2 separate regions of the Homo sapiens genome follow, and region 2 is linked to region 1. The links are chromatin contacts, found by Hi-C or POLR2A ChIA-PET in ENCODE. All regions are on one chromosome and are shown on one strand. Each heading gives the region's core, a stretch centred on a gene start or an enhancer-like site at or near the end of the contact. The rest is flanking DNA. Distances are from core to core; before and after follow the strand shown. Region 1 holds the start of NPAS2 (neuronal PAS domain protein 2). Region 2 overlaps NPAS2 (neuronal PAS domain protein 2).

What was found. A loop is a pair of places that touch in the nucleus more often than their neighbours do. ChIA-PET counts read pairs that join two places held with the same protein, here RNA polymerase II (POLR2A). Pooled maps may share reads with other maps.
Region 2: a loop to region 1 is called in a map of PC-9, with 2.9 times the contacts of the local background. The contact joins the enhancer-like site here to the promoter of NPAS2 in region 1. A Hi-C loop is called at or near these places in 14 of 168 maps with a recorded cell type or tissue (Caco-2, HepG2, PC-9 and 9 more) and 17 of 50 pooled maps. POLR2A ChIA-PET finds 5 or more read pairs at or near these places in 7 of 52 experiments (AG04449, AG04450, BJ and 4 more).

Annotation. Positions count from the first base shown.
Region 1 is chr2:100,816,407-100,823,170 of GRCh38, reverse strand. It overlaps NPAS2 (neuronal PAS domain protein 2), which reads right to left and starts at 3,032. Exons shown (of 21, transcript NM_002518.4): 1 at 2,757-3,032.
Region 2 is chr2:100,863,497-100,870,260 of GRCh38, reverse strand. All of the region lies in intron 1 of NPAS2 (neuronal PAS domain protein 2), which reads right to left. Among named protein-coding and RNA genes, the nearest start is that of NPAS2, 47 kb to the right of the region's middle. Within about 2 kb of position 3,985, at least 3 of the 41 ENCODE cell types and tissues checked have a DNase peak (open chromatin) inside an H3K27ac peak, as active enhancers do; they include PC-3 and PC-9, where a contact is called at or near this core.

The sequences.
Region 1 (6,764 bases), core at 1,783-4,282:
CATAGTTAAGTACCCCATTAGCATTCAGAAATTTCTCACCTTTGGATAGTGACCACCAACAATTCAGCTCATTTCCCACACCTATTTACTGAGCATCTATTCTGAACAAGGCCCCATCGAGATGAGATGCTGTGGGGAATATGAAATGTGACAGTCCCTGACCTCCCATCTTTGCTACAAATAGAACGAGGATCAGGAACATGCTAATCAGACACTTCTGTAAGCAAATAATGCACCAAGTACCCTATCCACTATTTAAATGTGAAACTCAATTAGATGCTTGCTATGATGCAGCCAATTAAACCGTTGGCATAAAGCAGCCAAGAATACTGAGTCACTGGGCTATTTTCAACACCTCGAAATCTGACCTCTCTTGGGAAAGAGTTGCACCGTGCATGGAATCAGCATGGGACAGTGTCGTGATCACACTGGGAGAACCGACGATTCATGTAAAGAACAAAACACATGCTTGTTTTAAAAATTAAGAAAGAAGACTTAGCCCTTTGGGTTCTTAAGATTCAAAAGCAAGACTCTGAAAAAATGAACATATAAAGATGGTTAAATTAAAAAGTATACGCATGCCTTATTATTTTATTCTGAAAAAATTAACTTTCAGTTTTTAATCTAATAAGTTGCAGTGTTGAGTGAGCTATAAAGATTACCAAGAGTTAAGAAAGATTGTTCAAAAAAATAGGGTGAATTCAACTTAAACATGGCACACATCAGGTTATATGTGTTATCTTTAACGATTTTCATCATTTGCATTATTAAACAGCCAGAAATTTTTTTAAAGGGCCCAAACTGTTTTAAGAGAACCAAATGAGCTTAAAAACAATTGTTGTTTTCTACATAAAGATCAATTCTTTAGTCATCATCTGAACACTCTCTCATCAGACCACTAATTAGTAAAGCCTCACTTGGTTATTTTTGGCGTGGTTAACTCTTTGGGGGTAACGTTTTATTAATAACATATTTCCTCTAGAACGTATTTCCTTCTTTCACCTCCACAGGAGCCCCTCTGGGAAGCAGTGAGAATAAAACCGATTCTACATTTACGCACAGTGGGACAGATCAGCAAATAAATAGAGGCATCGATTTCCAAGAAGAAAACGGCTAAAAGCAGCGCATTTACAATTCTTCTAAGCCATACTCCACATCTCTCTGTGAGATGGAAGATAATTACTGAACGTCTTTACTTTGCACACTTTATTTTTAACTAAATATTTAAGTAGACTGCTGAGAGATACCAATACTTCTACTGGTCCTGGTTTAGCGCTGTAATGAAACACTGAATTTTTGCTTTTATAAAATAGTGGCGCAGGTCAGGATAACTCTTTTAAACATTACACTATTTATTTGGGGGTTATTTTTGGCTAACTTTTTCCTTTAAGGACATCTTAGTGGCAGGAAGATGGAGCTAGTGTGTGCGCTTGAATGTGAACAGTGCCTCCCAAGGAGGGCAGCTCTGTGTTTAATGCAAGCCATAATTAGTTGGTCAATTCACTGATGGGGACCAAGCTACAGTGAGAGAGAGATGCTGGCAGAGATGTCTTGCTGGGAACTACTTTAGAACTAATTACCTGGGAAGTTCAAACAGGAAAAACCTTTCTATTAAGGAAAATAAGGTTTGGGTTCTAAATGATCAAGACGGTTTAGCTCGTCTCTGCTGATTAAGTTAATTTAATAAGTGATCAATGTTTTACCTGTAGGAAAACAGGCTAACCACTTTAATGAAGTTGGGGTGGATGCCAAAGCAACGCGTAAAGACGAAACTCCTCTCCGGGACCCTCCTGAACACCTGTTGAACTCCAGGGCTTCTAACTTTCCGTACTAAAGCCTCCCGGACACAAGCTCGGGAGTGTTTAGACTTTGTGGAAGTGCGTGCGTATATTCAAGGTTTCCATCTTGCTTAATCAACAAAACTAGTTACTAATTATTTATGAATCACAGGGCTGAAACAAACTTTCTTACCTTGAGCAATTAAGGAGTGGCAAGCAGAGGAGCGGGACTGGTTCTGAATTTAGCCGGGTGGTGCCTGTCCCTTCCCTGGTTACCGACCTGCCCAGCTCTTCAGAAAGGTCAAAGGTGCGTCCCTCCTCGGCTGGGAAAGGGGCACATCTCCCAACAAAACCATACGCATACATCCAACCTGGGGAGCTCCGGAGTTGGGGTGGGGGGGCGGCAGCGACGTGAGGAGCCAGGCTGCACGCTGTCTGCGCACACGGGGGTTGGGGGCACCGATTCCGCACCCAATCCGGCCCGGAACCAATTCCGACCCAGGGACTCCGAGAGACCGCGGGCCCAGGGCGCGCACGCCGCACTCTCCGGGGGTCCAGGACGCCCGACGTTTCGGAGGGTAGCGCGATGGGTCTCGAAGACAACCACGGGCAATCCCCAAAGCTGTTGCCCTGGGGCACGATCCTTCTCCACCCTGTCGGACACCCCGAGGACCCCCAAATTCCGAGGCTCGGATGCCCAGTCCTCTGTCTTCTGCGTCGAGACGCGCCCGGAGCCCACCGGCCCAGCGATTGCTACCTCCTGCAGGACGCGAAGCCCCCAGCGGCCTGACTGTGGAGGGGAACCCACCTCTCCGCGCCCCCGCGTCCGGGGTCCCCGGTGCCGCGCAGCCTCGCGCCTGAGCGCCCCTCCGCCCCCGCGCGTCCTCCACGCTGGCGAGCAGGTGACCGAGTCCTGCGACCCCGCGCGCACGTACTACCCACCCTGGGTCCCCCGCGCCCCTAGGCGCGGCCCCTTACCTCGGAGCGGGCCGGAGCGGCCCCGCGGGGCCGGGCGCGGACTGGGCCGGGGAGACGCGCCTCCCGCCGCCGCTGGGAGACGAGGCGGCGAGCGGGCGCGGCGAGCTCCTCCCGGGCGGCGGCGGGAGGCGCTGCTCTAGCTGCTGCCGCCGCCGCCGCCGCCGCCGCGGCTGCGGGTCTCCGGGCTCCGCGGCCGCCGCTCCTGGGCCGCAGCCGCGCGGGTCCCTCGGCTCCTGCGAGAGGCCGGCTGCTCGCGCGGCAAACTCTTCCGCACGCAGAGCCGGCGGGGAGAGCCGCCTCCGCCTCTGCCTCCTCCCCTGCCTCCTCCCTCCACCCTCCTCCCTCTCCACCTCCCCCTCCTACCCCCACCCTCCTCCTCCTCCCCTCGCCTGCCTCCGCCTGCGGGGTCTCTCCTGGCCCCGACCCAGCCTGGGACAAGCACCCCGCGCGCGCCGCAGGCAGACGGACCCCCGGCCCCCTAGACCCCCGGCTTCCCTGGGCGGCGCAGACACCCGCGAGTCCCCAGGCCGCCGCAGCCTCTGCTGGGCTGCCAGGGACGCGCGGCGGGGTCGGGCCTGGGGCGCAGGGTCGGGGTTGGGCGCCGGGGCTGGGGGAGGGGGGGGTTGTGCTTCCAGGTGAGCCGGCCCAGAGGAGAGGCAAGTGGACTAGAGGCTGCCAGCCGAGGTCCCATTAAAGTTGTCACTCGGGGGGAACAAGGAATCTGCCGCCCCCGCCTAGTGTAGACCCTCGCAGTGCGGGCCGCCACCCTGCTGTCCCGCGCAGGGGATGAAGGGGGACGAGCACGCGACTGTCACCCCCTCCACACTGTCCTCCAGGGGCAGGGTTGCGCGCAGGTCTCGACCCAGGGCACAAAGCGCGTCTCTGCGGGGACCACTGCGATTTCTCAATGAGCGGCGGGGGTGCGGCCCGGGGGCAGGTGGGAGGCGGGGGTCGGGGAAGATGCGGGCGAGCGGTGGTCGGCGGAGGACAGCAGCGACTGCTGGGGAGGAATAACCAGTGCCTGTCCTAAGGCGAACGTAGCTGGTCCGGAAAATGGGTCAAGGATGGAAAGGAACCGGCTAATTGCCCCCCTCCCCGGCAGGGGCACGTGGGGTGTGGGGCTGCGGCCAGGAGCGGGCACTTGGAGCTCCACTCTGCCTCTCCCTCCCCTCCTCCGCTGCCCTCCTCTCCTTTTGCACCAGTGCAGGAAATGTTCCACTGACCTACATATTTTTCCAAACATACGTGACCTTTTTTTTTTTTTCCTCTGTGGGAGGAGACAGGCGAGAATCCAAGAAAAAGAAGCTGGAGAGAGAGGCGCGCGCGAGAAACAGGGAGGATTTTACCAAGGTTCCCGCAAACGCCAAGCGGAGGGAGGCAGAGGTACAGGAATAATCCCCGGGTGCCGGGGCTGCTGTCTGATGCCCTTCGGGGCTCCAAGACAGAGCCGGTGAAAACCGGAGACCGTGTGCCCCGCCGAGGTCCGGAAACGTGGCCGGTTTCCCCTTCACCTGGGCGGCGGCGTTCACAGCGGGGAGGCGCCTGGGTGGAAGCCCGGGAGAGGGGAAAGGTCCCCCTGCCCGCTCCCACGAGGTCTCCGCTCCCCTGGCCTAGGTGCCTGGCCTGGCGCAGCGCTCCGAGCGTGGCAGCCTTTTCCGGACGTCTCTCCGTCCCTCTTACATTCCGGCAAGTGGCCCTGGAAGGAAAGCGCCCCCGCTGGCCCTTTTCTGTCATACTCGATTTTGTGGCCAGAAGGGGTCTCCTAGGGCCTTTGCCCCAAGCGCGCCAGGCCCCCGCGGTGGACTGGGGGTCGCCCCGGACGCTGTTCCTCTCGCTGTCTCGTCCTCTCCCTCGAGTTTGAGACGTGCCCTCTCCCTCGCAGATCCGACCAGCAGCGCCTTATTTGGGCATGCAACCCCACACCGTCAATTAGATCAAAACGCTCACACAGAGCTCCTTTTTACCCCCCCTGTAAAGTAGGTCATTCTCTTTATTTCCCACTTGTATTATTTGTGTCTAATTCTCCTCCTGAAAAATAATCAGCTGCAAGGAGCTTTGAGCATCCTAAGAGCAGCTGTTATTCTCAGGCTTGCTTCTGACTTGGAGGGCTTTTCAAGAAAGAGGAGGAGGCATTTGGCCTGTCATGATTTTGAAGTCCCTCCCTTTCCAAAAGAAGAAACTTTTGTTTGATGGATTTTATTTTGCTTTGTTTTTCTACCCCGTCCTTTTCCTCCAGGCAAGTAGGTTTCACCCCGCCTTTAGAGCGTGGCCATGACTAATATTACTAAAGGATGAAATTGTGTACTTCTAACCGGTTTTAAAGCATTATTTAAAGTCACCTCCCTTCCTTTTTTGCTTTGGAAGAGATTCCAACTCCCTTTTCCTACTCCCTTTTGGGAACTTGTTGAACAATCATTAAATTTTCTTTTAGGAAACCTGGAATGTCCTGTAGTAGTAACTCATCAAATAATTCTGCAGTACAAAAAGTGTTTTTGCTGTGGTCTCTTTTTCTCTGTTGTCCAGTAGATGCCCCTACTAAATGTGGTTTCTGCCTTTTTAGTCCTGGAGATGACGTGTATGTGGTTGTCGTATTTATTCCAAACTCCATCCCGTGTCCTAATGTTAATCTCACCCAGATGGGAAGGATACCTCTAAGATAGGCCACATATCCTATCTGACCATAAGGCAGAGTGGATTCTGCATCACAGAAGCCAGTTAGACTAGGCCCTTTCCCCCACATGCGGAAGAGAGCTACGGAGGAGAGTTGACCCCATGTTCATTCTATGCATTTGACGGTTGAGTTCCTTTTACTGACATCTGTTGAAGGCTTGCCATGAGTCAGGCTGGGCTTGGCCTGTGAGGGATCAAGGGAACATTAAGGCAGTTTCTATACACAAAGGGTTTACTATGTTGAGGCAGGCATAAACACCAGCCAAATAGGGCTAGGGTCAGAAAAGCCCTCCAAGCCAAAAGCAGATGTCCCATGGGTGCCGAGGAAGGACTCAGGATGAGCTTCTTGGAAGAGGTGACATTGGTGCTTGGATTTTTCGTTAACCAAATAACAAAGCCAAGCTACAATAGATCATCTATGCATTGTTCAAAATGTGCAGCATGGAGCAAAAGAGCCATTTCAAAACTGCATTGCCAGTTTTGGGACATTCTCACTGAGTTCCAGTCATTGGGCCTTTAAAAGAACATGGCTTTACTGATTGAATGTTGCCTTGATGTATTCAGGAACTCCAGATATTTTTCAAAGAATCCAAATGTATGGAAGGGAGGATAAAAAAATTTTTGCAGTCAATTTTATCAGTCTTTAGAGGTATCGGTGAAATAATTCAAAGTTCTCACAGTCAAATTGGATATTCTTTTCCATCATAGAAGTTGAATCTGTGGCATATCCTCATTTTAAATATGCACACATTAAATTTTCAAAATATGTATTGGGTGACTATGGGTGTTCATTCGTGGTATTACACAAGGGCAAGAATGTGTGGGCTGCTATACGAATTACAGCACTAGCCCAGGGCTTGGGACTCTTGTTGGATGTATACATTCAATGACTTCAGCATAAGCTTTGGAACAGACAATAAGAACAGGGTTCCATGCCAGATGTTAGCACAGTTTTTCTAGTTAATCACAAGGTGGGAAGGCCCTCTTTCTTCATGTGAATGTCCAGAAGCCCATTTGTGGATTCTTACCTCTGATTATCAGTTTTCACTTCAAAACTCAAAAGAAAAAACACAATACCACGCATCATTGGATAGAATAACATTATGCTAGAGAAGAAAATTGTAGCAACCAAGGCAAAGGGAAGTTGGGTCAGTATAAACGTGAAGAAGAGGCTTTAGAACCCAATAATTGGAGACTGACTCAGAGGCCAGGGCTTATGAAGAGTACCTTTGAAAGCAAGACTGAGGAACGCCTATCATGTGTTTCAAATATCAAGATTAGGCCGTGACAGTGGCTCATGTCTAATCCCCAGCACTTTGGGAGGCTGAGGTGGGCAAA
Region 2 (6,764 bases), core at 2,736-5,235, 46 kb before region 1:
AAGAATAAGAGAATAGGAAACTTCTGAATAACTGTTGAGCTAATATGAAAGTCAGGAGTCTGGGCCAGGTGCGGTGGCTCACGCCTGTAATCCCAGCACTTTGGGAGGCCAAGGCGGGCGGATCACCAGGTCAGGAGATTGAGACCATCCTGGCTAACACGGTGAAACCCCATCTCTGAAAACAAAAAATTAGCCTGGCGTGGTCGCAGACACCTGTAGTCCCAGCTACTCAGAAGGCTGAGGCAGGAGAATGGCGTGAACCCGGGAGGCAGAGCTTGCAGTGAGCCAAGATCGTGCCACTGCACTCCAGCCTGGGCGACAGAGCGAGACTCCATCTCAAAAAAAAAAAAAAAAAAAAAAGAAGTCAGGAGTCTGCTGGGGCCAAACACAGAGAGGAAGTGGGGTCCTGAGAGTAACAGGGTTGAACTAGCATGCTCACAGGAGGGGAGCCCCGGCCCAAGCCTTTTTGATATTGTGTGGATAAGGCAGGAGGCCAGAGATGAAGCCCATCCTTGGAGGGGAGGGGTATGCCTAAGAAGAGACCCTTGCTTGTAAAGCTCGACCTCAAAGGAAGGATGTGCTCAGTATTAATGGACATGAGGAATAAACCCGCCCACACGGAAGGGACAGGAAGGGAACATGCCTTTTTCAATGCCAAGGAGAAAGTTAGCCTCTCCCAAATAGTCCTAGTCCCAAACTGACCTTCACACAAGGTTCAGGCCCAAATTCCCACTGCGTGGTTTGAAAATCCTTAAGAGATCATTTCGAGTGGTTTCAGGTTGACAGCCTGCAGGTGTGTAGCAGAACAAACACAAATCCTCTGCAGAGGTAACTTTAACCCAGCCTTCAAAAAATTCTCACAGATCAAGTTCCAAGGATTAGGATCCTGGTCAAATTTCACCAAATGTACAAGGAAAAAGGTCACCCTGGATGGGATCCAGCAGAAACAACAAAGAACAAAATCAGATTCACAATGACCTCAAATACTTGAGGATCATATGTCAGTTATAAAATAAGCATGTTTAGACCAAGCATGGTGGCTCACGCCTGTAATCCCAAAACTTTGGGAGGCCGAGGCAGGTGGATCACTTGAGGTCAGGAGTTTGAGACCAGCCTGGCCAACAGGGTGAAACCCTGTCTCTGCAAAAAAAAAAAAATACAAAAATTAGCCAGGTGTGATGGTGCATGCCTATAATCCTAGCTACTCAGGAGGCTGAGGCACGAGAATCGCTTGAACCTGGGAGAAGGTTGCAGCGAGCTGAGATTACACCACTGCACTCCAGACTGGGTGCAGAATGAGATTCCATCTCAAAAAAATAAAATAAAATAAGTATGTTTAATATGTTTAAAGATATAAACATGAGGCTTAAAAATAAAGCAAGGAAGAAGGGATTATTTTTAGAAAATGAAGACCAAGCAATTTGAAATTTGAGAAAAGAAGAAAAGATAATTTCTGGAATAAGAATTTATTAATTTTTCTTAAAAACCCCAATAGATTGGTTAAAAAGAAGCTGAGACACAGGTAGAGTGAGAATTACTAAAGTTTAACACAGATCTGAAGGAATTATCCAGATTGCAGAATGCAGAGACAAAAGACAGAAAATATAAAAGGGAGAGTAAAATCAACAGACAGTGACCTAACACATGCAAAACTCAAGTTCTAGCAAGAGATATTCGAGGGAATGGGGTCTAGGAAATATTCAAAAGAAAATTTTCCAAAATTTATGAAAACCACCAATTCTTAGATTCAGGAAGCCTAACAACCCCAAGCAGAATAATTTAAAATGTATCTATTCCTGGAGACAATCACCATGACACTGCAGATTACCAAAGTCAAGGGAATCATCTTAAATGCAGCCAGAGAAAACACTGATTATCTAATAAGGAACAGCAACTGGATGGGCAGCAGGACTTTCAAGAGCAACCATGGAAGCCAGACAACAGGAAAAGAATCCCTTCAATGTGCTGAGAGAACATCACCATCACCCTAGATTTGTATACCCTGCAAAACTATCTTTCAACAATTGATAAAATAGAGATATTTTAGATGAAGAAAAAAGTTTGCTACTAACAAAATCTCACTAAAGTAAATCTAAATAATGCCCTTGAGGCAAAAGGAAATTGTCCCAGATGGGAATTTTGAGAGGCAAGACAAAAAAGTGAGGAAATATAGTGTGCTTCATAGAAAATAATACTGGATAACAGTAACATGTAAGTAATAAATCATTCTAAGGTCTTCATATTTGGGAGGAGAAAAATTAACTTAAAATTTTCATTAATTAAATTGAAATTTAATTAATTAATTTGAACAGAAGTTCCAATTAGTAGAGGAAAAATGTAATAAAGGGGAAAAAAAGGCAGAAAAAAATGGGACAAATACCAACTATAATATAAAATAGTTAAAAATAAATAAGTACTTCAGCTGAGCACAGTGGCTCATGTCTGTAGTCCCAGCACTTTGGGAGACCTACGAGGGAGGATCACTTGAGCCCAGGAGTTTGTGAGACTGGCCTGAGCAACAAAGTGACACCTTGTCTACAAAACAAAAACAAAACAAAACAAAAAGTACTTTAGTAATCATAATAAACATATAATCTCTCCAGTTAAAAAGATTTAAGAGTCATCACACAGGATGTTTTAAAACCTAGCAAACATTGTTCTCAAGAAACACATCTGAAATCTAAAAACAGAAAACTTAAAGAGTAAAAGGAGAAAAAACAAATACCAGGTAAATACTAACAAAAGGAATCTACCATACATCTGTTAATGTCAGACAGACTTTAAGGCAATAAACATAACTTAGTAGCATATAAGCATAACTTTGACATCAGAGAGGGCCACAAAACAAAGATAAAAGTTTCAACTTACTTGGAAGAGAAGATAATCCTAAACTTACATGCACCTAATAATATAGCCTCAAATTATATAAAGCAAAAAGCACCATACCTCAAAGAAAAACTGACAACTCTATCATAGTCATAAATTTCTGACATATCTCATAAGTGATATATCAGGCAACACAACAATTAGGATAAATAAAATTGAGCAGCACAGATCTAATGGACAAATATGGAATATTATACCCAATAATGGGAGAATAAACATTCTCTTCAAGCACGCAACAAACAAATATTGACCATTTAGGAAGACGCTGTTTTAGGTCACAGTAGACTATGTTTCAGTCCTCCTAACAGGGGATTTGGAGCATCCACTTCAAATTCAGCTATTTGTCAGGTGACCAAATATTACACTGGCTACAAAATAAATTAACTAACCTGTAAATGACTCTCTTTAAAATGGTGTGCTTAATGTCACCCCAAAGAACAAGAATTGTTTTCCCCGCTCACACAACTCACTGGACTGAGCAAATAAACAGCAAATTAGAAAGAGTATAGAAGCTACAACTCCTAAAATGACCATTGAGAACCTAGATAAAAGATTCACTTCACCCCAAATCTTGGAGAATGTTGATTTGTTACTTGCTGGATAGAATGTCAGTAAAATGAGAGCAGGAATCTTTGTTTTGTTCACAGATGTATCATCTAGTGCATAACAGCATTTGATAAATACTTCTGAATGATTGGTTGAATAAATGAATGAAGATCCTACACTACTACTAGATGTTCTTTGCCTTTCCCTGTGGCACTGTAATAATTCTGAATATTTTGTGATGTATATGCTACTTGGCAAGTGAGTGACCTAATCATCCCACATTTAGGTTCAGACATGGTATTTTGGAAAGAAAGCACCCAACATCTGCGTTGCTTTTTTGTGCTCCTGATGCCAGGTTAACTCTGAGACTGCTGGACAAAGAAAAAGATGCCATGATGGACATATCTGGGCTTGCTCATGGCAGCAAAGCCTGCTGGGAAAAGCAGAAAGAGGGTAGATAAAACAAAAGTGAACTTAGCTCTACTTCTCTAGTATTTTTCTTACAGGGAGGGGAATAAAATCACACAGTCAACAAATGACTCATGAGTCGCCTGCTCTTGACAAACTGTGTCAGGAGTATCCAAGGAGAAATGCAGAAGATGAGTAAGAATGCTTTGCCCTGATCAACTGTTCTCTCCCCATCACCCCCTCAACTCCTCTGCCACAGTGCTCACTCCACTTCCAATCTTTCAGGCCTCACTGATGGCACAGCTAGGGCCCTGCAGAGTGTGTGGCCAGACAGCTGCAGGGACCAGAGCAACAGAGAAACCATCCATTCATAAACGGAATTGCTGAGCATGAACATTGACTGAAGAGGGGCGGGTCACCCTGGGCTGTCAGGCTGAGGGTTGGGTCCAGGCTGGCGTCAAAATCAGTGAAGAGACAGGAATAAAGAGATATCAGGGCCAGGGTCTAGGCAAGCACTTGGGACTGGTAACAATTTTAGCGGGAGGTAGTTCAAGGTTTCCATCTATAGTACTGCCTCAGGTGTGACCTTCCAGAACTTAGAGAGTATGGTCCAAATAGGAGTCTCCTTGTTCCCAAAGTCAGCAGTTGTCCTTCCTGGACAGAGCTCCTTGAGTTTCCAAGTTAAATGGAAGCATGACTTCCTGCATGTGCATTGGAGATCCAGTCAGTAACACCAGGCACTTGGAATTGCCCCCTTTCCAAATTCTTCTCTGAAATGGGGTCAGAAGGTGGATTTTCAACAAGGGTTCTGAGTGTTTAAGAGCTTACCTTCTTATTTTAACTAGAAGTCATGGTGGTGATTGGTGTGGCCAGGTTACCCGACTTGAGCAAAGGTGTCCTACAAAGTAGACTATGTCAGCAGTCACCGGTCAGGGAACCAGGTGAATTGTGAGCTTCCGAAAGGTCAACAGTGCAGGCAGCAGTAGTCTAAGAACACATAGCAGGTAAGTGGGGCCTCAGCTCCACACAAGCAGACAGGAGTCCAGGCTACGTTCCCAGTACAGAGGGAAGGTTGAACATGCATCCAAAGGAGCATGCTGGCTCAGGCGGCAGCACGACCTGCTTCCTCCCACGGACTCCCAACTTCATGGACAGAGAACAGATTCGTAGTTGAGTTCAGGGTTCTTATGTTCAAGAATATTCCAGTTCAACTAATTACTCTGTATTAGCAGTTCTCAAAGTGTGGTCTGGTGACCCCTTGGGAGCTCATGACATTTTAAGGGGATCCATAAAGTCTAAACTATTTTCATAATAAAGCCAAGACATTATCTGTCTTTCTCAATCTCATTTTCTCACAAATGTACAGTGGAGTTTCCCAGAGGACACTGGCACGTGATATTTGCCTTCTGTGAAGCTGGACATTGAAGAGATTTGCAAAAATTAAAACAATGCTACTCTTCTCACTAAATTATACTGTTTGGGGAAACGTAGTTATTATTTTTGTGTTAAAATGCAATGCACTTATTATTTTTAAATGAATTAATAAACATTTTTAAATGTTCTCAGTTTTCATTTATAAGGTGATAAATACTCATAGATAAACCCACATAAACAAAACCTCTTTGGGATTCTCAATAATTCTGAAGAATGTAAAAGAAGCCTGAAATCAACAAGTTTGGGAACTGCTGCTCTAAATTTTCAACATAAATCCTTGGTTACAAATGTTGACACTTACCAGAAATACTTAACAGTCACTTTAAAGACTAAGGGGGTGTTGTGCCCCATTTTTTCTTTGTTATGTAGATGTTCAAGCAATATAAAAGACTTGTCAACCATTTTTCAATGCCATGTTCCTTGGTGCCTCAGAAATGGCTCCAGAGTTTCAAGGAAGACACTTCCCACGTGTCCCAAGGTAAGGTTCTCGTGGACTTTTTATTCCAAGGAGTTGTTGGCTAATCGTATGGAAACTTAATGCTGAACCCAGCACCATTAAATGCGGGAGAGGCTTTATTTATATCCGAATATTATTATATCACACAGTTTTGGAAGAGATCAGGGAAATTTGTGAGCAATTTAAATATACTAATATTTTATCCTGATGGACTACTCAGTCTAGAACTTAAGGTAATTTGGTAAACAACTAAAACAATAACCACAAAATGTTTTTCTGACATTCAGATGAGCACTCTTCCTCTACAAAACCAACATACAAATCAACAAGCCGAAAAGATAAAAGGTATCCCACATGGGCTCTGAATTATGAATAACTCACAGAGAAATAGGATGCTAATTCATAATCATGTAAGTCAACCAAATTCCCACCAAGCATCTAGCTACTGATAGCTCACTACACATCCCATCTTCATGACATCTCGGCATAATGCTTTCACAATTAGCCCAGTCTCGATATGATAGAAATATTTTCATTCACATTTCAGACAATTTCTAAGTGCTGAGTTGTGTTTGGCTTGGATTTGGCAGCGTGACAAATTAAGGTGTGCTTTAGGTCAAAAGCTTATACTGATGGAGGACACTGTCCATGAGAGAGAGAGAAGGAGATCTGCAGCAATCCTCACACTACAAAGTGGAATGCAAGGAGGGCTATATAAATTATATACATATATACATTAGAGCTCACAGATGGAAGAAACTAAAATAAGAATGGTCAAAATGGCAAAGATATAAAATATTTGCACAAAAAAACATGTCTTCACCATTGCGTGAAAATGGTCCAACTGTATTTAAGGATGCAACTCGTTAGCATTTATTTCTCATTCCTGTGTTTAGACTAGCAGGAAGAAAGAAAGAAAAGCTATTTAGAGTCATTCTCATGCCATTCTGACCCATTAGATATAATTCCCCATGAGACGCTCAAGCTGGGCTTCACATCCCTCTAGGATGTTGAAAAAAGCAACCACTCCTCC